3 separate regions of the Homo sapiens genome follow, and regions 1 and 3 are each linked to region 2. A link is a loop called in an ENCODE intact Hi-C map of the cell type or tissue named here. Cell type or tissue: heart right ventricle. All regions are shown on one strand.

Region 1 (8,000 bases), 480 kb after region 2:
GAGGAGGCCTAGAGTATAGTTCAGCTTGAGGAAAAGTGATCCTGTCAATGTTTGTATGCATTGTGCACTGCCCTGCACTTTCCCTCTGAATATTCTACATAGGAGAAAAATCACAACACTTTTCAGTCCATCCAACCAAAGGTAACAATGTGCTAGGGGCTACAATAGAAATCCAGATGTTTGAGTAACAGCAAAAGAAAACAGCTTATTGTTGTTATTTGTTTTTGTTTTGTAACAGAATATATAAAACTTAGGGTGCCATTTACTAGCTATCTCTCAGAACCAGCTAAGAAATTTATAACAGACATTTACACAATTAGGCTATTATTAATAAGACAATTGGACTGGTTCTGGTTTTTGCTTTCAGTGTTACCACTAATTTTATTTCTACTGGTTCAGTGGAGTTAAGTGACCTTCCCAAGTTTGGAAAGTGCTAAATAATGGGGCCTTGATGAAAACTTTAGCTTACCTCTAAATTTTAGAGAATAAGCCATTTTTATATTAGAGATTTTTAATTAAACTTACTACCTTAAAAATGTAGAAGTAAATTTGAGAACACACAATTGTTATTTCATTGGTCAGATGATATCCAGTAAAATCATTTATCCAGCAAAATTCTGAGTTAAATTTGACGTGTTTTTGTTTGATATATATGCTATAGGTGAGTCTTAAGGGATTGAATTTATATTTGAAAATAAAACAAACTTTGGTCAAAGAAACAAAATTATAACTATGGGCTTTTAGGTCTCACCAGGCACTGGATGGTGAAATGCATGAGGCAGCAAGTATTTTTCTAAATATTCTATAAGTGACCCTAACAAAAACACACAAAGCTTTGAAATAAACAGAGCTAAAAGATATAGACTAGTAAGCTACTTTCTATATGGAATTTTGTTCAACAGCTAATCAAACCAACCAGCCTCCCTTCCTTTTTTTCTTCCTCCCTCTCTCTTGCCCACCCACCTACCTTCCTTCCTTCCTTCCTACCTACCTTCCTTCCTTCCTTCCCTCCTTTCTTCCTTCCTTCTACTCACAAATGCATGTTTAGCATCACCTCACATGTCCCAGGCTATGCCAGCTGCCTGCTAGTAGTCAATGGTGAAAACAATTCATGCCCAAAGAGAACTTAGGGCTGAATGAACCAAAAACTGAAACTCAAGGGTAATACAAAATTTGACTGGGCTTAGGTTTATTTAAAGTATCAGGGCAATAAGAAGAGAAGGAATATAAAATATTTATAGAAATAAAAAATAACATGAGCTCTTATTTAAGAAAAAATGTATATAATTAAGAAGAAGGTAGCCAGGTATGAAGCTCATGCCTGTAATCCCAGCACTTTGGGAGGCCAAGGCGGACAGATCTCTTGAGCCCAGGAGTTGGAGACCAGCCTGGGAAACATGGCTAGATCCCATCTCTACAAAAAAGAGAAAAGTTAGCCAGGCATGGTGGTGCATGCCTGGGGTCCTAGCTACTTGGGAGGCCGAGGTGGGAGAATCACCTGAACCTGGGAATCGAGGCTGCAGTGAGTTGTGAGTGTGCCACTGAACTCCAGCACTCCAGCCTGGCTGACAGAGTAAGACCCTATCTCTAAAAACAAACAAACAAACAAAAACAAGAAGATGATTTTTCAGATCATCAACATTAAAAACATATCAAATGAGTTATTTTTGGTGAAACGCCAGTTTGTAACACTGGCCTGGGGGAAATATTTGGGCTCAACCAGTCAATTCTTTCTATTCTGTTAAAGTGGAAAGAGCACAGGAGAGATACATTTGTACAGAAGTTTCTATTTCAGCCCAGTGTGGGTCTAAATAAGGGCTCCGTGGCTGGGGGTACAGAGATGGGTCCTGGTGCCTCCTTACAAAACTTGCAAACCAGCAAGAATCTTACCTCGGAAAAATATCTCTGTGATCTGTGGCAGTAAGCTTTTTCTCAATAAAACATATCAGTAGTGCTCACACATTAAAACTGACAAACGGTCCCTTTGAATCCTTCTTATACACATAAAGAAAAAAATAAGCATGCCTTAGTAGGGCAATCAGTCCTGGAATAGTCCAGAATGAGCTGAATTAGGGATGTCTAAAATATAAACTTGATAGAGCATATAAGATCTGTTTCAGTAGAATATGGTTCTTGCCATGTCAAAAAGAGGCTTTTTCCCCCCAAGATGGTATTATGAACATTTTCAAAAATACAGAAAAATTGAAACAAGTTTACAGTGAACACCTGTGTATCTACTGTTTAGATTCCAACAGTGACATTTAAGAAACTGCTTCTTAACAGGTGATTATCATATTAGGTGAGCAATTATTCAGGTAAGACTCATCTGAATACTATTTAGGATTGTGCCTATGTTTAACCTAAGTTATAAGTCTCTATGTTTTCTTCTGGAGTCTATTTTGAAGGGTGGACTTTGTACAGGAAAGACAATTTGTTTTTTTCTATGTCATATAAAGCACAAAATAAATCTGAATTTCTAAATCTTACTAACAAAAATAAATTCAGGATAAAAAGTAAATCTAAAGATATGCTCAAGATTATGAGTTATCCAAATCAATACCCATTTAATTGATAAAAGCTATCAACCATGAAGTTTTATTCCAGGTTAGTCCTAGGTAATATGTTTTTGGGATTCTCTGAAATAAGAAAATTGTTGGTAAGTTATGAGTCAGTCAAGCACTTGGGAATGAGATAATTGGGAGCTTTCCACAGTTACTGATATTGTACAAACTAAACTATAATATTTATAAATCAAGAGATGTTTTAATAGGTGAGTTGTTTTTGGGTTTTCTGTGGGTTTTATTATTTTGTTTTCTTTTGATATATTTTAAATGAACATTATATAAATGTTAGGCCTTGTTTGTCATGAACAAGACATTGTACTTTTCTATAAATGAAAAAAATTCAACTTCAATAACTCTATTTTTAATCAATTATTTCTGATGTGCCTAGTGTAAAAGTCAGCTTGCTAACTTCTCAGCAATTTGAAATGCAGGTCAAGGTCAGATGACATTACAAGAGTGACAGAGAAAACCTAATTTTAGTCTCCATGAAACTGAAGAACTCAACACAAATGATTACTGAACACTCAGCCCATGTTTGGAGTTGTACGCTTACAAAGGCATCCTATCAGGAAGGAGCAAGTACTGCAGAATCGTGGAAGAAGCTAGTGTGTTCTCAGGTGCTCCAAGAGCTGTGGAAAATCTCAGATTCAGACTATCGACTCCTCAAGTACATTCAAAGAACGTGTATTTGCAACTCTAGTATAAACTCATTACAGCAGAAGTTCTGAGAAAATAGCCAATACAGCTATAAGTAGCAGAAAGTGGCATTTTCCAAAAAAGTTAATGTTAATACTTTGTTTAAAAGCATATTATAAAATTGTCAATACTAAGTAGAATCTAATTACTCCTGAAAAGCATTTCTCATTTAAAAATCTATTCATTAAAATATGCACCAAAATGTTGATCAAGTTATTTCTGGGTAATAGAATGATAGATGTTTTTAAATTTTATTTTCCATAATGTTTATATTTTCTACAATAAATAAAGATGACTTTTATAATCAGAATAAATGAAATACATGTTATTAAAAAACTAGAGTAGTCAAGTTTCTTTTTTTCCCACCAGGAATTTTAGGTTTTTAGTTGATTAGACTTCAAACAAAGGTCAAGAGTAAAGACTTTTGAATCATATTAAATTAAAGATGTCTCATAGATATTTTACACATTGGTGAGATGTAAAGTAGTGAGAGAGAAGTCCTGAGAAGCCAGATAGGCATACACATCATTTAACACCTATGATGGTATTATTTAAAATCAAATCATTAATAGAATCAGCATGATGCAGTTTGCAGAAGCATAACTAGAGAAGACAAGAAGTCTGCCTTACAGAGCCTAAGAAGAGGCATGGCAAGGAAAAAGCAAGAGAGAGAGAAAGAAGCAGAGCTCTTAGTAGATGTAAAGAAATCCACTTCGTGCCAGTTTGCAAGGAAATTTTCCTTTATGAAGAGCAGAGCACTTAATAGATGTAAAGAAATCCACTTCGTGCCAGTCTGCAAGGCAATTTTCCTTCACGAGGAGCTAGCTGTTTGCACAGCGCCCTCTTGTGAAGAGAGGTTTTCGTGACTGTACCTTCACCCCAAGAGCCAAAAACTTCAAGTATCCTTCCAGAGCAATTGCTTAGCTTTCATCAGCTGAGGATTAACTTCCAAGGCTTTTTGAGGATGCATGTATGGGTATGAGTAACACACAGACTTGACATCCGAATTCTCTATTATTAAATGTGCACATAAATATTCCACAGAGTTGTGCTTCTTAATGATAATACTTTAAAAAGAACTTCCTAAAATAGGAAATTAGCATCTATGTTTGTTCCCATGACTTGTGAAACTTGCTCTTTTGCTCTGATGAATGCTGTTTCTCCATTCGGTAAATGAAAATTGAAAAATTGAAAATTGGGGACTACATTAAAAATCAAAAATTGTCCATTCATCTTAAAAATATGGAGACATTTATTTATAAAACGTTAGTATGCTTATGAGTGCCATTTGAAAATGCATTAGGCACCTGAAATTTCATATGATAGTCACTGACAAAAATATTGCCATTTGAGTAATATAAGAATTAGAGACATTTGGTGTGCTTGATTTAGCACGTTAATTAGAATAAAAATCTTTATTCATGTAAATGATTCCACTGATTTGCAATTATCTGGATAACTGCTCAGCAGGAAAAACCAAATTTTGGATACTTCTTGCAAAAAAGTAAATTACTGTGGAATATGATACAATGTATGCAGGAAGAGTTGTGCTTTATGTGATATTCTGACTCAAAACAGGAGAGAAAATGATTTCTTCTCACATTCAGTTGAACAATTGATTGGGAAGTGATTACAAACTTCACTTTGCCTGTCAGTGTCTGTGCTATGTATTTATTGAGGAGCTCATTCATTGCTACTCACTTTCCTAACCAAACCATCATGAAAAACATGCTTAGAACCCTGAGCTAGGTAAAATGAGAATGTGTGGCTTAGCACAAATCATAATTAAAAAGCAATGGCAACACCAAAGGATGGGTTGGGGTGCCCCTCCATAACCGCTACAAGGTTTTCCAAACCCACCACAAATAAATATGTGTCAAACATAAAAACGATGTGCTTTCTATGTAAATGCAAATTCAAGACAAGTCCCCAAGATCCCTTAGCTTCCAATCAAATTGTCATCACTTCTCAATCTACTACTATCTAGAAATTCTACTGTGGCCTTTGCTGAAAGTTCAGAGCATTCATTGATGAGTATCATTGTATTCATGTGGAAGAGATGACATGAGGCAGACAAGGACGGTAACAAGTCTGTGTAGGAATCTACACATATCTAGTGCTTGTGCAATGGGCTTTTGAATAGGCTTGTGAAAAAGACTAACGCCTCCCAACTGTATCTCCATCCCTGACATTTTGCCTGGTTTTCAGAATAGTATATCAATCTCCTTCTTGGAGATTGACATATGGGTATTTAATAGTCTTAGGTTTAATTCCTTCCAGGGAGACTGCAAAATATTGGAGTGCGTAGTTTATTTGGAGAAGAGGCAGGAAGGCGATTCTAGGAAATCAAAGTTAGGTGATGGAGAAGTGGGATAGCAAAGGAAGAAAAGTTAATACAGTGTGTATTAATAAGCAGGGGCAGATGGGGCCCAATCTCCCCAGGGACCTTTTGTGGGACCATATATACACATGCCTCAGGACTGTCCCACTGGAGAATGTGGAACCTGGGGTATATGAGCACCAACTCTGGACCCTCAATGTTGGAGTGTTGCCACTGGGAATGTTAAAAAATTCTGTAAACGGTCTCAGCAGGCTCCTTTGTACTGCAGAAAGCCCCCAGGTGCCTGAGATGGGAAACTGACTGAGTCTGCCATAGCCTCAGGTGAACTCTATAGTGGGTGGAGGGAAATGGGGCAGCACTCCAAGCATTTTCCACAAACAGGACTATCAAACTCAAAATGCTCAAACAGAACCACCCCACCACTAAACCTACTCCTCCCTTGAACTCCTCAAGCTCAATAAATAAAAACACACATTTCCAATTTGTTCAGGCCAAAAACCCTTGAATTATCTTTGACTCATCTCTTTTTCTCTCACTCTATGTAAAAATCCGTCATCAAACACAATTAGCTCTGGTTTCAAAACATTGCCAGAATCTGATCACTTCTCGCCATCTCCACTGCCATCACCCGGGTCCAAGTCACTACTGTCTCCTTCCAAGGCTATTGCAGTGGCGTCATAACCATTTTCCCTGCTTCTACTCTTGCTCCTACTCTATTCTTCACAGAGCACCCAGAGTGATCCTTTGAAAATGTATGCCATTTCTCTGCTCAAAACCCTTTACTAGTTTCCCTCTCCATTTGGGATAAAATCCAAACTCTTTTCCATGGTTTTCAAAAGCCCTCTCCTCTCTTTATGGCCTCCTTTTCTATTCTCTTTCTTGCTTACTCAGTTCCCACAATACTCAACTTCTTCCTGTTCCTTAAACACAATGTGCCTCCTCCTAAGGAGCTTTGCACTTGCTATTTCTTTTTCTTGAAACACTCTTCCTTTGGAAAAATGCATAATTCACTCATTTTGTTAAGATTTAAATGTCAGTTTAACAGACAGGGATACCTATTCTGACTTTTTAATCTAAAATCACACTCGTATTACTATTTCTTTACTCTGCACTAATTTTTTTCATAGAACTAACCATCACGACACACATTTTGAATGTGTTTATGTATTTCATATATTTTGTACTATCCTCCCCACAAAAAATTAAATTCTTTCAGAGGAGAGACATGTTGATTCACTGCTGTTTGGCCAACAACTAGAATAGGGCCAGATAGTGGTAATGGTTCAATATATATTTGCTAAGTGAATTAATTCACTGTTCTGAGAGCCATATGAGATAAATATTGATACTTATTAAACACTTAAACGTTATGATTGATATTGGCCTATAAAAAGTGTAAGCAGCCTCTGCTCACCAGAAGTATGAATATCCAAGGTGTAGTGAAATTATCAGAGTTTAGACCTGTAAGCTTGTCCAACCCGTGGCTTGTGGGCTACATGGCCCAGGATGGCTTTGAATGTGGCCCAACACAAATTCATAAACTATCTTAAAACATCATGAGACTTTTTGTTTTGTTTTTGCTCATCAGCTATCATATTGGTGTATTTTATATGGGGCCCAAGACAATTCTTCCAATGTGGCCCAGGGAAGCCAAAAGATTGAATACTCCTGGGAGGGTATATTACTGTATTATGAACAATGATAGTTAGGAAAAGAAAGGAAAGAAAGGTTGAGACTGGACTGTGAAGGAACTTGAATGATACGTTAGGAGTGGGACCTTTGTTCCATTTAGAAGTGAAAACTTACCAAGTTTCTCTGAACAAGGGAGTGAAATAATAAAAGCAGAATTAATTTCAGAACAATTGATATTTTGATTCTACTTGCAAGGACTTGAGCAGGAAAGATTAGAGGCAGAGAGACAATGTCGTGAACTTTCCCCCACTCGAATCCTCCTTTTTCCCAGTATTCAAGACACTGGCATATGTACTGGCATATATGTACTATTTGCATCTTTTAAACTTAGTTTGAAGACTACTGTATCATCAAATATTTTTCATACTCAGTTAAGGTGGTTTTTGATCTTACTGCGATGTTAAACTACCACACTTTGTTTAGCTGAAAAAAAGGTCTGTCCATGGTTTCTCTGGATTGGAAGTGAACCTACTATAGATATGAAAAGCTCATATTCATTCTTCTTCAGGTTACCTAAAAACTAATAACTAAAGTATTAGAAAAAGATAAGTTTCGGTATGAATATACTATAGGTTATCTGGTGAGACACAGTTATGAGTCAACGGGAATAAACACGTCAAAGGCATCTGTAGTGCTTAGCAAAGTTTCTTTACATCTCTAATTTGTTTCTTACCCAGGGCAAAATGCAAACTGCAGTCTTCTTTTCT
Region 2 (8,000 bases):
GTCATTTGTCTGTTTTTTAATAGAGTTCTGTTCTTGTCATTGAGCAGTTTGAGTTCCTTGTATATTTTGGATATTAGTCCCTTATCCTATGTACAACTGGCAAATATTTTCTCCTAATCCTTGGGTTGTCTTTTCGCTCTATTAATTGTTTCCTTTGCTATGCAGAAGCTTTTTAGTTTGACACAATTTTACTTGTCTGTTTTTACTTTTGTTGCCTGTGCTTTTGGGTCACACTCAAGAAATCTTTGCCCTGACCAATGTCATGGAGAATTTCCTGTATGTTTTCTTCCAGTAGATTTATAGTCGTAGGTCCTAAATTTAAGTCTTTAATTCATTTTGAGTTGATTCTTATATAAGGGGTGAGATAAGGGTCCATTTTTATTCTTCTGCATGTTGATATCCAGTTTTATCAGCATCATTTATTGAAGAGTCTGTCATTTTTGCATTATGTGTTCTTGGCACCTTTGTCAAAAACCAGTTGACCATAGATGTGTGGTTTTATTTATAAACTCTCTATCCTATTTGATGTGTATGTTTTTATGCCAGTACCACACAGTTTCGATTACTATAGCTTTGTAATATACTTTGAAATCTGGTAGTGGCAGTATTATGCCTCCAGTTTTCCTCTTTTTGGTCAAGATTACTTGGCTATTTGGGATTTTTGTGGTTCCACATTAATTTTAGGTTTGTATTTTATATTTCTGTGAAGAATCACATTGGATTTTGATAGGGATTGCATTGAATCTATAGATCACCCTGGATAATAAGGACATTTTAACAATATTAATTCTATCTGTAAACACAGGAAATATTTCTATTTATTCGTGTCATCTTCAATTTTTTTAATCAATGTTTTACAGTTTTCATCACTTCCTTGCTTAAATTTACTCCTAAGCATTTTATTTATTTTGTGATGCTATTTTAAGTGGGATTGTTTTCTTAATTTCTTTTTCAGATCATTTGCTGTTGGTGTATAGAAATGCTGCTGATTTTTGTAAGTTGATTTTGTATCCTGCAATTTACTGAATTCATTTATCAATTCTAACAGTGTTTTTTTGGTGGAGTCGAGGATTTTCTATATATAACATTATATTTAGTGCAAACAGAGACAATTTCCCTTCATTCTTTCCTATTTTGATACCTTTTATTTCTTTCCCTTGCCTAATTTTTCTGGCTAGGATTTCCAGTACTGTGTTGAACAGAAATGGTAAGAGTGGGCATCCGTGTCTTGTTCCTGATCTTAGAGGAAAAGCTTTCAACTTTTCACCGATGAGTATGACATTAGCTGTGGGCTTGACATATATAGCCTATATTGTGTTGCGAAACATTCCTTTTACACCTGATTCGTTGAGAGCAAATTTGATGTTAATACCTCTCATTCCTACAGGGAACATTGTTTTCTTTTTTTCCAGTCTCTAAGATTGATCTTACATAACTTGACTTAAAAAATAATATTAATAATAATAAACCTGTAAAAGTAGATCACTTGGAAATTAGAAAAATAGAGTTGCTATTTGGTCTGCAGGAGGTCCTGAATCCAAACATTCTTCTCCTCTCATTAGCCCTGGCCTTAGTCTGCTCGTTAGTGGTTTCCAGAGAAACTCTACTTCTGACTTCTTGCCCTCACATTATCTAAAGATTAACCATGAAGAGTTACACTGACAAGACTATTTCTGACCCTGGCCTTTTGCTGCTTTTCCGAGGAGGCTAAGTGTGACTCAAATTAAGAAAGGGGAGAAAAACCCTTCTAAATAATGTGTGACCTATGTTATTAAACACATTCTGTAGGTTTTCACTATACACAACTAATATATATGGCCATGTGCACATGAGTGTTTTAACCCAAGGGACTGCAGAATATATCCCAATTTACTTTTGTTCTGATGGACTGCTCAGAAACTGGATATTGGGGGATTTCATTTTCAATTTGATAATCCCTATTGTGGATTCCAAGCCAGTTCCAGTCATCCCATTTCACACAAAATCTAAGAAATAGGCTCAATTTATCCATAGCTTGAAAGTAGAGTATGTGGTACATTATTCCACGAGGGCAGTCATCAACACCTGCTAATCATTACTGTATGTTTTCATATATTTTCTCTCACAACCCACCAGCACCTAATATTCTAGCTGGTAGGAGGCTTAAAATTCATCTGGTTAAATTCCTCTCTTTTATATATACAAAGAAACTGGATTCAGAAATGTGAAGTGTTGCCCAGGTCAGGCAGCTGCTAAAAGGCAAACCCAGTTGCCAACATAATTCTTTTTTGGCTCCCAAATGAGTGTACTTTCAAACCTCAGGAATCTAACTCTCCAAATAACAAGGGGGAAAAAAAACAGCTTCAGGTCTTTATTTAATAGAGGTCTTTCAAAAATCCAGAGGTCCATTACATTTGCCTAAAAAAAATAGTTATCTGTAGGAGGAAATAAAAAAGAATGTGCTATTTACATTTTAGATAGGAGGAAACTGAAGAATAGAAAATACTTCTAAGATTTTTGTGATAGTAACAAAATCAAGCATAGAGCTTTGTCAAAAGAGCTCACTTTGTAAAGTGAACCATCTTTGGACAGTAAATGTGGTAACAAGTAAAATGGTGATTCAAAAAGAAATCAAAGTGCTAGTTGCGGAATTGGTTGAGCGCCCTCTGTTTCAGGCCAAGCGACTGAGGCAGTGATTTCGGCAGATCAGGGCTCTCTGCATGGCTGAGGAGGAGAGGACAGGGCCAGGAGCATGGGCCTGGAATACGGCTCTTCAGTCAGATCCTGCGCCATAACTCCCAATCTGTGTGATCTTGGCAATTTAGGGAGCTACATCTCCTCATTTGTAAAATGTGGAAACAATTATACCACTTCATGTGGTTATTATGAAACTTGGGATCTGGTATGCAATAAGTTTTCTCATTTTCATTATCAACAAAAGAGTCTAAGCACAGATCTATGAGTTCACACAGGGCCTGTCTTAGCAGTTACCTCTTTCGAAATTTGGTGGATGGGAAATGAAAAACGCGTGCTCAGAACAGCCACTAGAGGGAGCTCTCAGGTCACCCTGGCATGGTGGAGGCCGGGCGCCCCGGCAGCCCAGATACATACCCAGGCATTCCCACCTGGTACCAGCAAGCACAGGACCTTACAGGAAACCCAACACCCTAAGGCTGAGGCCCACGGATTTGCAGATCAGATCTCCTCCTTAAGCTGAGGTTTCTGTGGGAAGGCACTTTTCAAGTAGCCTGAAACTGCTGTTCTTCACTGTGTTCAGAACTCAGTTGTGGAGTGTCTCTGACAATAGACTGAGATACTTAAACAGGAAGGAGACTGTGTGTGTGTCCATCTACTCCCGATGATAGATAAATAGATAGATAGGTAGGTAGATAGGTAGATAGATAGATAGATGACAGATAGATAGATGACAGATAGATAGATAGATAGATAGATAGATAAACAGAAGATAGCAGAGTCACAGTTGCCCCTTTATAAATGTAACCACAACTGTGCATTTCTAAGTGGGGACAAAATGGAGGGAGCTGTGGGGACTGTGGACACTCTGGGAGCCTGACCCACTGTGTGTTCTTTTAGAATTGCAGGGCCTGGGGCTGGGGCAGGGAGGGCACTGCCAATCTCTAAGTGGCACAGCACCTACAGCCTGCCTGGGTTCATTTCAGGCAAAATGTGTGTGTTCTCTTTAGGGTGAGGCAAGAGCCAAGCGCCCCAGGCCAAGGATGGAGGATGTGCTTGCCCTCATCCCAAGCCCATGTCTCTGCCCCACTGCGCCAACATCACCCCCCACCGCCCTGCTCAGGCATAACCTTCATGGTCCCTCTCTTCTCCTTACCAAATCTAAAATGCTGAGAAAGAATCTGATTTCCTTGTTTACTCCTCAGGTTGATTTAGCACTTACATCTTAAAACCTAGCCGTAATTTTTGATTTACAGGCTTTGTTTTTGCTGACTCCTTTCAACTCTCACCTTCCAGCATCTTCAACTGTCACCCCAAGCCCAGAACAGTCATCATCATCAGACTGAAGTGTCTTACCCATTGCTTCTGTGAACTTCTAAGAGCAAAAGTATGGGGAGTTTCTTCACTGAAGACGCTCTCCCTGACTTCCTGTTCTCCTCACATCCTGTCACTAAGCTCCTGGCTTCATCGGGTCAGTTCTGACTTGCAGGGGTGAAGAGAGACTGGTAGAGGCAGAGGGAGGTCACATGCTGGCTCCCAGGTCAGGGTGCAAAGCAGTCTGCAGCCTCGGAGAGAGGCTGTCTGTTGTCATTTCTCTCTGTAAGGGTCCAGGCCTTGCCATGAGGGTGAAGGTCACCCCAAAAGTCCACTGCAGTTTTCCATCCTCTAATCTGAAGCCAGACCTTTGTTCTGGCCCCTTCAGCTCTGAAGCGGCTGAACCATTTCCCTGCTGGCCTCATGTCCAAGCTCTTTGACTTTTGGGTGCAAATGATGTCTGGACAGCTGCTGGCCTTAACTTGGCGGCTGGACCTCTGGGCTCTGCTCTCGGGAAGTCTGACTCACTTTGCTGGGGTTATGCCCTCCCTGTTTCTTTCCATCTCCTCTCCCCTTTTTTCCTTTTGGGCTCAGACACTGGGCGGCCCCCAGCCCCTCTTGCTCAACCTACAGACCTCTTCAACCTCTTTTTGCCTTAGAAAAATCAGTTTTGTAAAATCCATTAACGTCCTAACAAGAATTCCAAGTCACAAGCATTCCCATTAGGGTGCCCACCTCCCAGTCATTTCTCCCCTTCCCCACCTCCCTCTGTGGGGATTTGTAGTAGAAATGCGTAGAAGAAATGCTTGTGGAAGGAACTATCATCTTTCCCTGTGAAGTCCTGAAGATCTCCCCTTAATGTTTCGAAAATAGTGGAGCCTACAATTGCTCTTTGAGTTGGGGGCATTGTTGGCCATTTGCTTGTTTTTCAACTACAAGAGCCTTTTCCCTCCTTCAAAAACCAACCACACACACAAAAACCCACATGAGCCATCCTGTCTTGGATATGCATCCCTGGGGTTAGCCCAGTGCTGGTTTTTATGTGTCTGCAAAATTCCTCCATTACCCACCCTAAATTGTCACCTCATTTCTTGCCAGTCTGGATCTACACACTGAGACCAGGAGACCATAAAAAAAGAGAGAGAGAGAGAAAGGAAGAAAGAGAAAGAAAGAAACAGAGAGAGAAGAAAAGAAGGAAAGAAAGAAAGAAGAAAGAAAGAAAGAGAGAAAGAAAGAAAGAAAGAAAGAAAGAAAGAAAGAAAGAAAGAAAGAAAGAAAGAAAGGAAGGAAGGAAGGAAGGAAGGAAGGAAGGAAGGAAGGAAGGAAGGAAGGAAGAAAGGAAGGAAGAAAGAAAGAGAAAAGCACATACATACAGCAAAGAGGAATTGATTGTGTTTGCTTCTTGCCTCAGGGATAGTTTGTTGCCATTGATTTCAGGTCATCTGGAATATACAATTTTGCCAGTCCTTTAACCACAGTTTTAGTAAATAGGATAATTAATTGAGCAGATTTTAAAAACAAAGTTCTATGAGAGATCTCTCCATGGTAGCCCCCAAATCCAGTGCTCTGTCTTCTCTCAATGCTACAATGACTCTCCACTGTGCTCAAATGTATGCCATTTGTGCATCCACTTCTGGCCTCTAACAGGAGGTGAATAATTTTGCTGAGAGACTGGAGAGTTGTAGAGAATTAGAGATAATTTCTCTGCTCCTGTGCTCTGTGTACACAAACACAAGCTGGACACAGGCCCGTGGGAATAAACCCCGGGTGCAGGCAGTATTTCCTGAAACCTAAGACACTGCATGCTGGACTCACTAAACCTTAAGGATGGAGGCAGTGTGGTTAAACACCTCCAGTTTTCAGATAAATAGACAGGTCTGTGATCTTCTGGAAGCAGAGCAGAAGATGGAAGCTTGGACTCTGGCACTGAGTTGCCTGGATTGGAATCTGACCTCTTTAATTCCTGGCTGCTCTGCAACCTTAGGTATAGTGCCTAACCATTCTGTGCTCAGCTTCTCTATCTGTGAGATACAGATAATTATAGGCTGGATGCAGCGGCTCATGCCTGTAATCCCAGCACTTTGGGAGACCGAGGCCGGCAGATCACCTGAGGTCAGGAGTTTGAGACCAGCTTGCCCGACATGGTGAAACCCCACCTGTACTAAAAATACAAAAATTAACCAGGCTTAGTGGCGTGTGCCTATAAGCCCAGTTACTCGGGAGGCTGAGGCAGGAGAATCGCTTGAACCCGTGAGGCAGAGGTTGCAGTGAGCCAAGATCCTACCACTGCACTCCAACCTGCGTGACAGCGAGACTCCCTCTCAAAAAAAAAAAAAAAAAAAAAGAGAGAGAGATAATTGTAGCATTTGCCTCATAGGGTTAGTTGACCAAGCAAGTTGATACATTTACAGCACCTGGGTGAGCCCCGTGCTGAGCCTGTGGTTGCTCCTTGATAAATAGACCATGGATGAATGAATGAATAATTCAACAGGGACTGGTGTACCCACTTCGCAGATCAAGAAATGAGGCTAGAGAAGTTATGGGGTGCACCCAAGGCTACAAAACTAGTGAGAGGTGACATGAGGCCCCAAAAGCAGCTCCTGGCCCCCTGCCACCACATCACATGGTCACCCCATTGCTGATGACCCCGGTAAAGCTCAGCAAGCCAAGGTGCGGTCACCTCGGTCCTGTCCTGCCTCCGACACTCAGCGAATGACCTGTCCTCAAACCTGGCAAACAGTAGGCTCTATGTGCAAAGCACCAGCTTTAACCCAGCACCTCCTCCCACTCCAGTGGGGCAATTCACTGTCGAATCTTCTCGGCGACGCAGGTAGGAAACCCCCGGCATCTGCTCATTAGGGCTCCTTCTCATTTTTTAAACGGAATTGTCATACTGGCTACCTCTGTGCTCGCACAGACTACCACAGCGCTGCCACCAAGTGTGAGGAGCCCAAGATCTTTGTTCTCTCTTTGTTCTGAAGGTGACTATTTCTTCAGGGCACGCCTTCCATCCCTCTCCTCTGCCCACCCCTACTTGCTATTCTGATGGAGTTCTCTGTCTCAGATGAGAAGAGGGGACTCCGACTGTGCGGTCCCCGCTTCCCTTCTCTCCCTTTGTCCTCCTCCCTCCATCAGACATCACGATACTCTTCTTTGCCTGCTTTCCTCTGCCTGTTCTTCTTATTTTATGCCCTCTGTGCTCTTAAGGGGGAAGAAAGGGGGGCTTCCAGTGATAAGCCCTCAGCTCCCTGTTCCCAAATGCATCCTAATCAAAATGGGACAGTTGTGACACCACATCCTAGGACTATTAAAATGTCCTCTTTGTTGTTTCACCCCACAGCGGACAGATTAAGGACACAGGCATCTGTTGGGAAGCATAATTGTCACTGCTCAGTTCCATTATCCCAAGGAGCAGCCTCCTCTGACGTTATCGCAAGTGACCTTGAGCTGCCCAAGAAAAATGCTGTGTCTGTTCTAACGTTCTTGGCGACCAGAATTCCCCCAGAGGAGCAATTGCGTCAAGGATGAATAAGATCAAGAGCAGCAAAAATCACATCATTCATCCGGTACAGAGGGAGGATTTCAGGCTGGATTTTATGTGGTTAGGTTGCAAGTTTTTTTGTTTTTTGAAGATGTTTTATTGCTTGGGAAGGTGAAGTGTAGCCTTAAAGTATTCTCATTCTGTGATGACACCCTGGCCCCAGGGGAGAGCTCTGGCAAATGCTCAGGGGACCCTCCCTCCTAGCCTTTGTTTTTTTAGTGATGACTGTGGATGTGGAGAATGCAGGAGGCACAATCTTCTTGGCAATGTGTTTCTGCTGTCGTCACACTGTGCACTTTAAGTACAGATTTCTATTTCACTTTTCCTCTGCACCCGCCCATCTCACTCTTGCATCTGGTGCCCCCCGCCCCTCCCCCGTGTTGCTGGCTTCTTTTCCACCCCTGTGTGTTCTTTGAGCCACTTGAATTTCACTCTGTCCTTTGACCTTTGCCGCGCCATGAGCTTGCCTTTC
Region 3 (8,000 bases), 490 kb after region 2:
ATAAGAGCCATCAATGATATACCCACAGTCAACATCATACTGAATGGGCAGAAGCTGGAAGTATTACCATTGAAAATGGGCACAAGACAAGGATGCCCTCTCTCGCCTTTCCTATTCAACATTTTGGAAGTCCTGGCTAGGGCAGTTAGATAAGAGAAAGAAATAAAGCACATTCAAACAGGAAGAGAGGAAGTCAAACTATCCCAGTTTGCAGATTACACGATCCTATATCTAGAAAACCACATAATCTCAGCCCAAAAGCTTCTTAAACTGATAAACAACTTCAGCAAAGTTTCAGGATATGAAATTAATGTGCAAAAATAACTAGCATTCCTACACACCAACAATAGTCAAGCTGAGAGCCAAATCAGGAATGCAATCCCATTCACAATCACCACAAAAAGAATAAAATACCTAGGAATACAGATAACCAGGGAGGTGAAAAATCTCTACAAGGAGAACTACATAACACTGCTCAAACAAATGAGAGACGACACAAAAAAATAGAAAAACATTCCATGATCATGGACAGAAAGAATCCATATTGTTAAAATGGCCATACTGCCTGAAGCAATTTATAGATTCAGTGCTATTTTTAATAAATTACCACTGAGATTCTTCACAGAACTAGAAAAAACTATTTTAAAATTCATATGGAACCAAAAAAGAGCCCGAATAGCTAAGGCAATCCTCAGCAAAAAGAACAAAGCTAGAGGCATCATGCCACCCAACTTCAAACTATACTACAGGGCCACAGTAACCAAAACGGCATGGTACTGGTACAAAAACAGACACATAGACAAATGGAACAGGATAGAGAACCTAGGAATAAGACCATATACCTACAACTATCTGATCTGTGACAAACCTAACAAAAACAAGCATTGGAGAAAAGATTCCCTATTCAATAAATGATGCTGAGATAGCTGGCTAACTATATGCAGAAGATTGGACCCCTTCTTTATACCATATACAAAACTTAACTCAAGATGTATTAAATAGTTAAATGTAAAACCCAAAGCTATAAAAATCCCAGAAGACAACCTAGGCAATACCATCTTGGACACAGGAACAGGTGAAGATGTCCTGACAGGCCAGGTGTGGTGGCTCACACCTGTAATCCCAGCACTTTGGGAGGCTGAGGCAGGCAGATCACGAGGTCAGGAGATCGAGACCATCATGGCTAACACAGTGAAACCCTGTCTCTACTAAAAATACAAAAAATCAGCTGGGCGTGGTGGCGGGCGCCTGTAGTCCCAGCTACTCAGGAGACTGAGGTAGGAGAACGGCGTGAACCCAGGAGGAGGAGGTTGCAGTGAGCTGAGATCATGCCACTGCACTCCAGCCTGGGTGACAGAGTGAGACACCCATCTCAAAAAAAAAAAAAAAATATGTCATGACAAAGACACCAAAACCAATTGCAACAAAGGCAAAAATTGACAAATGAGATCTAATTAAACTAAAGAGCTCTTGCACAGGAAAGGAAGCTGTCAACAGAGTGAGCCTATAAAATGGGAGAAAATTTTTGCAAACTATTCAACAAAGGTCTAATATCTAGCATCTATAAGGAACTTAAACAAATTTACAAGAAAAAACAACCCCATTAAAAAGTGGGCAAAGGACATGAACAGGCACTTTTCAAAAGACATACATGCAGCCAACAATCATATGAAAAAGTCTTCAACATCACTCATCATTAGAGAAATGCAAATCAAAACCACAATGAAATACCATCTCACACCAGTCAGAATGGCTAGTATTAAAAAGTCAACTTATACACTGTTGGTGGGAGTGTAAATTAGTTCAACAATTGTAGAAGACAGTGTGGCAATTCCTCAAAGACCTAAAAAAGAAATACCATTTGACCCAGCAATCCCATTACTGGGTGTATACCCAAAGGAATAGAAATTATTCTATTATAATGACACAGGCATGTGTATGATCATTGCAGCACTATTCACAATAGCAAAGACATAGAATTAACCTAAACGCCCATCAATGATAGACTGGATAAAAAAAAATGTGGTGCATACACACCATGGAATACTCTGCAGCCATAAAAAAGAATGAGATCATGTCCTTTGCAGGAACATGGATACAGCTGGAGGCCATTATCTTTAGCAAACTAATGCAAGAACAGAAAACCAAATACCATATGTTCTCACTTATTAGTGGGAGCTAATTGATGTGAACACATGGACACAAAGAGGGGAACAACACACACTAGGGCCTACCAGAGGGTAGAAGGTGGGAGGAGGGAGAGGATCAGGAAAACTAATAGGTAGTAGGCTTAATACTTGGGTGACAAAATAATGTGTACAAGAAGCCCCTGTGACCCAAGTTTACCTATATAACAAACCTGCACATGTACCCCTGAACTTAAAAGTTAAAAAAAAGAATTCAGAAGAAGAAAATGAAAGAAAAGTAAACCCGAGTGTATAGTCCTCCATCTCCTAGGTTCTAAGGATTAAAAGCTCCAAGAAAAGTGTTAGAAAAATACATAGTGAATTAAGAAAAAATTATTCCTTATAGTTCCAACGTTGTGTCTTTGCTTATACTATGTTCACCCTTTTAGGTATGTTTGTACAAAATGAAAAAGGAATAAAAACCAACATTTTAGAGGATAATTCATGCTACTCAAAACAATCACGAGGAAAAGCTGGGCTGAAACTAGTGACAAGCTTTTGCATTGTGCCACATTGCTGTCACATTTTTGCCCATATTATTTATGAGATTTCTTCAAAATTTTTATACCAGGTCATTCTTAAGGAATTCTTTGCTCAGGAAAAAGTCCAAGTTAGCATCCTTCAGACCCCTGCTGTCTCTCCAGCTCCTCTCCACACACATCCATTTATAGGGAAAGGCAAGGGCAGAAAGCAGATTTAGAAGAGAAAAAGGATAGAGGAGCATGAGTGTGTGTGTCCACGTGTGTGTGTTTGTGTGTGTGTGTGTGTGTGTGTGATGTGTCCTGCTTTACCACAGTCCAGGGAGCTTACAGGGAAGTCCATGTTCAATATCAGCACTGCAGGCCTCTCCAGCAGGCCCTTGTTCCTTCCTGGTCTTCACTGCCTAGTGCACGGCAACTAAGCCACAACACCCAAACCTGAGACAAATCATCCCATCCCAGGGCTAAAAAAGTGACTCTAATGATGTGTCTGCGTAACAATCAATAATTCATTTAAATTGATTGCCTGATACATAAATAATTTCCTTATAACCTTCTGACTTTTAGCACCACTGATCTAAGAATCACACCTAAAAAAGTGCTGTCAGAATGCAAAAATAGTTTTCTGTTTGAATAATACTTATTTTTTATGACCATATGAATGATGAATATTCATGATAGAAATTTGGAAAATTCAGAAAATTAAATTTTTTTAAAAATCATCTATACCGAGAGGCAACTTGTAAATCTGGCTCATTTTCTTTATTTTTATATGTATATACATATATTTACGCATCTAATTTTAACATTCAATTGAGATTTGATGTACATAATTTTTGGATTCTGCTTTGCATTCATGGTTTACTATAAGCCATTTTCTCTATCACTTAATGTCATTTGAAAATATATTTAATGGTTGACAAGATTCTATTGGCTGGGTCTAATATGAAAATTTATTTAAACATTAGTTCATGTGAAATACATAGAATATACCTAGGTTCTCAATATTATAGGTATTTTTACGGTGAATATCTTTGAATATAAATATTTTAATATCCCAAATTACTTCCACAATCCAAATATCTACAAGCAGAATTACTAAATTAAGAGGTAGGATTTTAAAAATATCAATGTTTATTTTAGATTTAGGGGCTACATGTACAGGTTTGTTACATGAGTATATTGCGTGATGCTGAGGTTTGGGGCAGTGCTGATCCCATCACCCAGGTGGTCAGCATTGTACCCAGTAGGTAGAGTTTCCTCCCTTATTCCCCTTTCCCCTCCTGGCTTTTGGAATCCTCAGTGTCTACTGTTACCATCTTTGTGTCCATGTGTTAAAGGGTAGGAGTAATTTTGAGGCTTCAAGCTTCTGCTGATTTTTAAGCATTTTTCTGAAATAAAACTTTCAAATTAGTTCATAAATCAATGTAACAGATGACATCTGTCAATATACATTATTATATGCATAAATCATATGCATAAATAACATGCATTATTTTATTATGATTTTATAAAAGATTGACACAACATAATTCAAAATAACTTATTTACTACAAATAGGACTCACCACATGAAAATTAGAATCTAAAGCAATTAAAAAAACTATTAGGAAATGAAAAAAAATCCCATCATATAAATCCTCAATTTTGGCCATATTTTATGAAAGGGCCAAAAGCAATCAAAAAAAAAAAAAAAAAAGAGAGAGAAAGAAGTGAGAAAGAAGTAGGAAAAAAAGAAGAAAGACATGTGGCTATTATTACAGCAACATGAAGGTGGTCAACCACTTCAAGTTTTTGTGGTCAGTGAGGTCACAAGAGCTACAGGCTGACATTTCAAACAAATTATGCACATTGAGGTCACATCGCTCTACTTCAGGCAGTTTCTCATAATTGTAGTGTTCTGTTTACAAGAGGTCCTTGACTTAAAAATGTCCTTTTGTGCCCTCTAGTGTTTAAATTCATCAAAGCTTTTGAGAAGTTCATATCTTGTTTCTGAACTCCAGTTGAACAACATTTCATTCTTAGACCAAGTGTTTATCTGTATCTGAAGGGGGCCAACATACATCTTGTTCCAAAATCTCTAAAGTTTACTTAATTTTTTTTTTATTTCAAAGGGAGCTAGGTAGGGGTTGGAAAACTACCACAGAGCAAATCCTGCCCACTACTTTTTTTCATTTTGTAAATAAAGTTTATTGGAACATATTATGCTCATTCATTACAGATTGTCTACAGATAACTGCATTTGCTCTGCAACAGCAGAGTTGAGTAGTTACTACAGAGTTCTTGTGGCCCCAAAAGGCTAAAATATTTACTATCTGGCTTGTCACAGAAAAAGTTTGCTGACCCTGGAGCTAGAGCTCTGATAATTAGATTGGATGCCATGACATTTTACAATGCCCTTTAATTCCACTCCCTTTCCATCAACCCCCGGAATACTAGTTAAAACAAAGACCATTGTAGGCCAGTCCATTAGCTTTGTGGTCCAGGTACAAACTTTGCAGTTTTAGTGAAACCATTTGTTAATTTTTATTTTTCTAATATTTACTTAGCTTGATAATATCAACTCCGTTCTGATGACTTCGATATTAATATGATTATATTGGAGAGAATATAATGAGATCAAATCGCTTTACCCATCAAGACCAGGAACTGAAGAACTTCTTCCTCCTTTGCTACCTCATCTCTTAGCTAGAACTTAGGTGAGTAGATTAGTATCCTCATTCCTCTTTATTTTTATATAATTAATAATAATATTTGCAATTATTTTGAGAAACATATATCTTTTTTTGAATAAAGTAAACATACCGTTTATAATTAATATGGAATTTAGTTTAAGTTCATGCTTGATTTAAATCTCACACAATCACCTCTTTTATATACTAATGAAAGCACGGTGCACAATAATAAAGCCGTGGTCCTATGTGGTCAACTTACAGGCTACCTTCTTTCCTCAGTGCAAATATCACGTCTTTCTAAGTCCCTCTAATATTTTATCCTCTCTTTTGTGTATCTAGAAGCTTTACTGAAACTTCCTACTCCTTATCTGAAATAGTTGACATATAGTTAATAAGAGCTTTTTTCCAGGAAGTGGATCTATTTTATTGCTTTCTAACTTAACATGTTTCAGAATAGTTACAGCCATTTTTTTTATTCAAAGGTACATGTCAGCAATAGTCTGGCCAGAAATTTTGCACAATAATAGGAGAAAACAAAAAACTAGGGGCTTAGAAAAGTGAATGAAAACAGTTTTCAGTTGATTATTTTGTTCCTGAAAAGGCATCTTTTCCTCATGACATGCATTCATGGCCATTGTAGATTACATGCCTGGAGCTGCCCTTCTCAGCCTTTCAACCTCTCATTACATGCATATTCTTTCCTCTGTTCTTTACAGTCCCCCATTTCCCTGACACAGACCCCGCACTACAATCCTCTTCCTTATACTTGACACAGAAATAATTTAAACACAAACCCAAATACAAACACTGCATAGATTTACCATATGGAATCACATATGTAAAATTTCTGAATCAAATAACGCAAACCCACAATGTTACTTTCCAAATATATACAACAACAACAACCGAATGGGTGGTGAAACATATTACTTATGAAAGGTGCTCAATGTTAAAAGCAATTAAAATAAAATTCAGAAAAAAGTGATACCATACCTCTATTCCACAAGCAAAAAAAATTTCCAAACTTACCTGCAAAAGAAAAGAACAATAAATCTCAAATCAGAGGATATTTTATTTTTTTCTAGTAAATTTGGCAAAATTGTCATCATAAATATAGTTATTTCTTAATTATCACTGTGTATATCACTCTCTGTAAATAATGCTTATTGGTTCTTATAGATACCAACAGGGCTGGCAGTGACATTCTCTAAAGGCCAATTCTCATAGTCCATAGGGTCATTTTCCATATGTAATCTGCTTCATAAGAAAGTTTTTAGAACAAAAACTTAAACAATTCCCTGGACCCAGGAAATCTGCATTACAAGACATTTTTGGGGGTGCTAAATCCAAACAATGAAAAAAGAAAAGGTTTTGGGGTCAGACTGACCTGGACTGAAATCCTAGTTCTACTGTAGCCTGGTAACTCAAGCCATTTTATGTCTGTTGAGCCTCAGTATTTTCGCCTATAAAATGGGGACATTATATTTATGTAATTCAATTATTCTAAGCATTGAAGTCATTTTGTGGCATGCTGTAGACACTCAAAAAATATTGCCTTCACACCATCCTGTAAGCTTTATTTTATGCCAATACTTTGCTGAAACATAAATGCTTAGTGCGGTATCTAAAGCATGGAAGAGCTTTAAGCAATTAATAATGGATAGAAAAGTAACAAGTTTTACATTTCCATCTTCATAGTGTGACCAAGTTGGTTTACATGAAATATTAATCATCTTCTAGATGCTGGGCAATTTATTTCCCGGTGTAAATTCAAGTGTTTCACTCAGAGTTCAATCAATTAACTGAGAGTATGGCAGTCTTTAGCACGGTCTCTACATCCCATATATTCACATGATGCCCCCTATTATGTCCCCATTCACGATCTCACTTATGTCCCCTCACTGCAGCCTCACTAGCCTTCCAGCCATTCCTGGAAAAATCGCAAGCCTGCTCCAGTCTCAGGATATTTGCATTCCCTGCCCATTTGCCCACGAATCTATCCCCACTCCCCTTCAATCCTTGCCTCAAAGGGCCCTTTCTAACCTGATTTCCCTATTGCAAATTCTAACCATATTCTCAGCCTCTGTATTGAACTCCCCTGCTATTGCACTATTTGTTCCCTAGCACTGAGAGCCTTCTAAGACGCTACACAATGTATTTATTTACTATGCTTACTGAGTCTCTCTGTCCCTACCACTCCATATAAGCTACACAGAAATAGGGGTGTCTGTTTTGTTCACTATTGAATACCCAGAACCTGGAACAATGCCTGGTAAATAGAAGCTATTCAAAAAACATTTGTTTAAGGACTCAATAATACACATATGAAAAAACCAAATATAAAAATATAAATTATACATATATAATCCATATGTATATTTGTTTATATACATATTTTGCTTATATACCTACATATTTATCACACAAATATTTACATGCTGATTATCCATAGGAATTTTTAATTTTTAATTAAATTTTTAGCTAGAAGTAAACCATTTTTGTTTTTGTTTTTGTATTTGTTTTGAGATAGGGTCTCCCTCTGTCACCCAAACTGAAGAGCGAGTGGTGCAAACACGGCTCACTGCAGTCTCAACTTCCTGGACTCAAGCAATCCTCCTGCCTCAGCTTTCCAAGTAGCTGAGACTACAGGCCCATGCCACC

Evidence for each region. Hi-C counts contacts between places; a loop is a spot of excess contacts. Peaks named below come from ENCODE experiments on the same cell type or tissue, not always from the same donor. Only the 100,000 strongest peaks of a DNase experiment are listed, where the experiment ranks them.
Region 1: a loop joins it to region 2, with 7 times the contacts of the local background. A loop is called at or near these places in 37 of 110 quality-filtered maps.
Region 3: a loop joins it to region 2, with 3 times the contacts of the local background. A loop is called at or near these places in 49 of 110 quality-filtered maps.

Annotation. Positions count from the first base shown.
Region 1 is chr5:59,363,878-59,371,877 of GRCh38, forward strand. The region is part of intron 1 of PDE4D (phosphodiesterase 4D); the gene reads right to left. Among named protein-coding and RNA genes, the nearest start is that of PDE4D-AS1, 330 kb to the left of the region's middle. In heart right ventricle, a CTCF peak has its summit at 4,110 (motif pointing left); a DNase peak (open chromatin) is centred at 4,094.
Region 2 is chr5:58,883,793-58,891,792 of GRCh38, forward strand. No RefSeq gene overlaps it. Among named protein-coding and RNA genes, the nearest start is that of PDE4D-AS1, 150 kb to the right of the region's middle. RefSeq lists an enhancer at 6,877-8,000. In heart right ventricle, CTCF peaks have their summits at 3,025 (motif pointing right) and 3,236; DNase peaks (open chromatin) are centred at 3,069, 4,499, 7,499 and 7,859; H3K27ac peaks cover 2,991 bases.
Region 3 is chr5:59,376,044-59,384,043 of GRCh38, forward strand. The region is part of intron 1 of PDE4D (phosphodiesterase 4D); the gene reads right to left. Among named protein-coding and RNA genes, the nearest start is that of MIR582, 320 kb to the right of the region's middle. In heart right ventricle, a CTCF peak has its summit at 4,615 (motif pointing left); no DNase peak of the experiment used is centred here.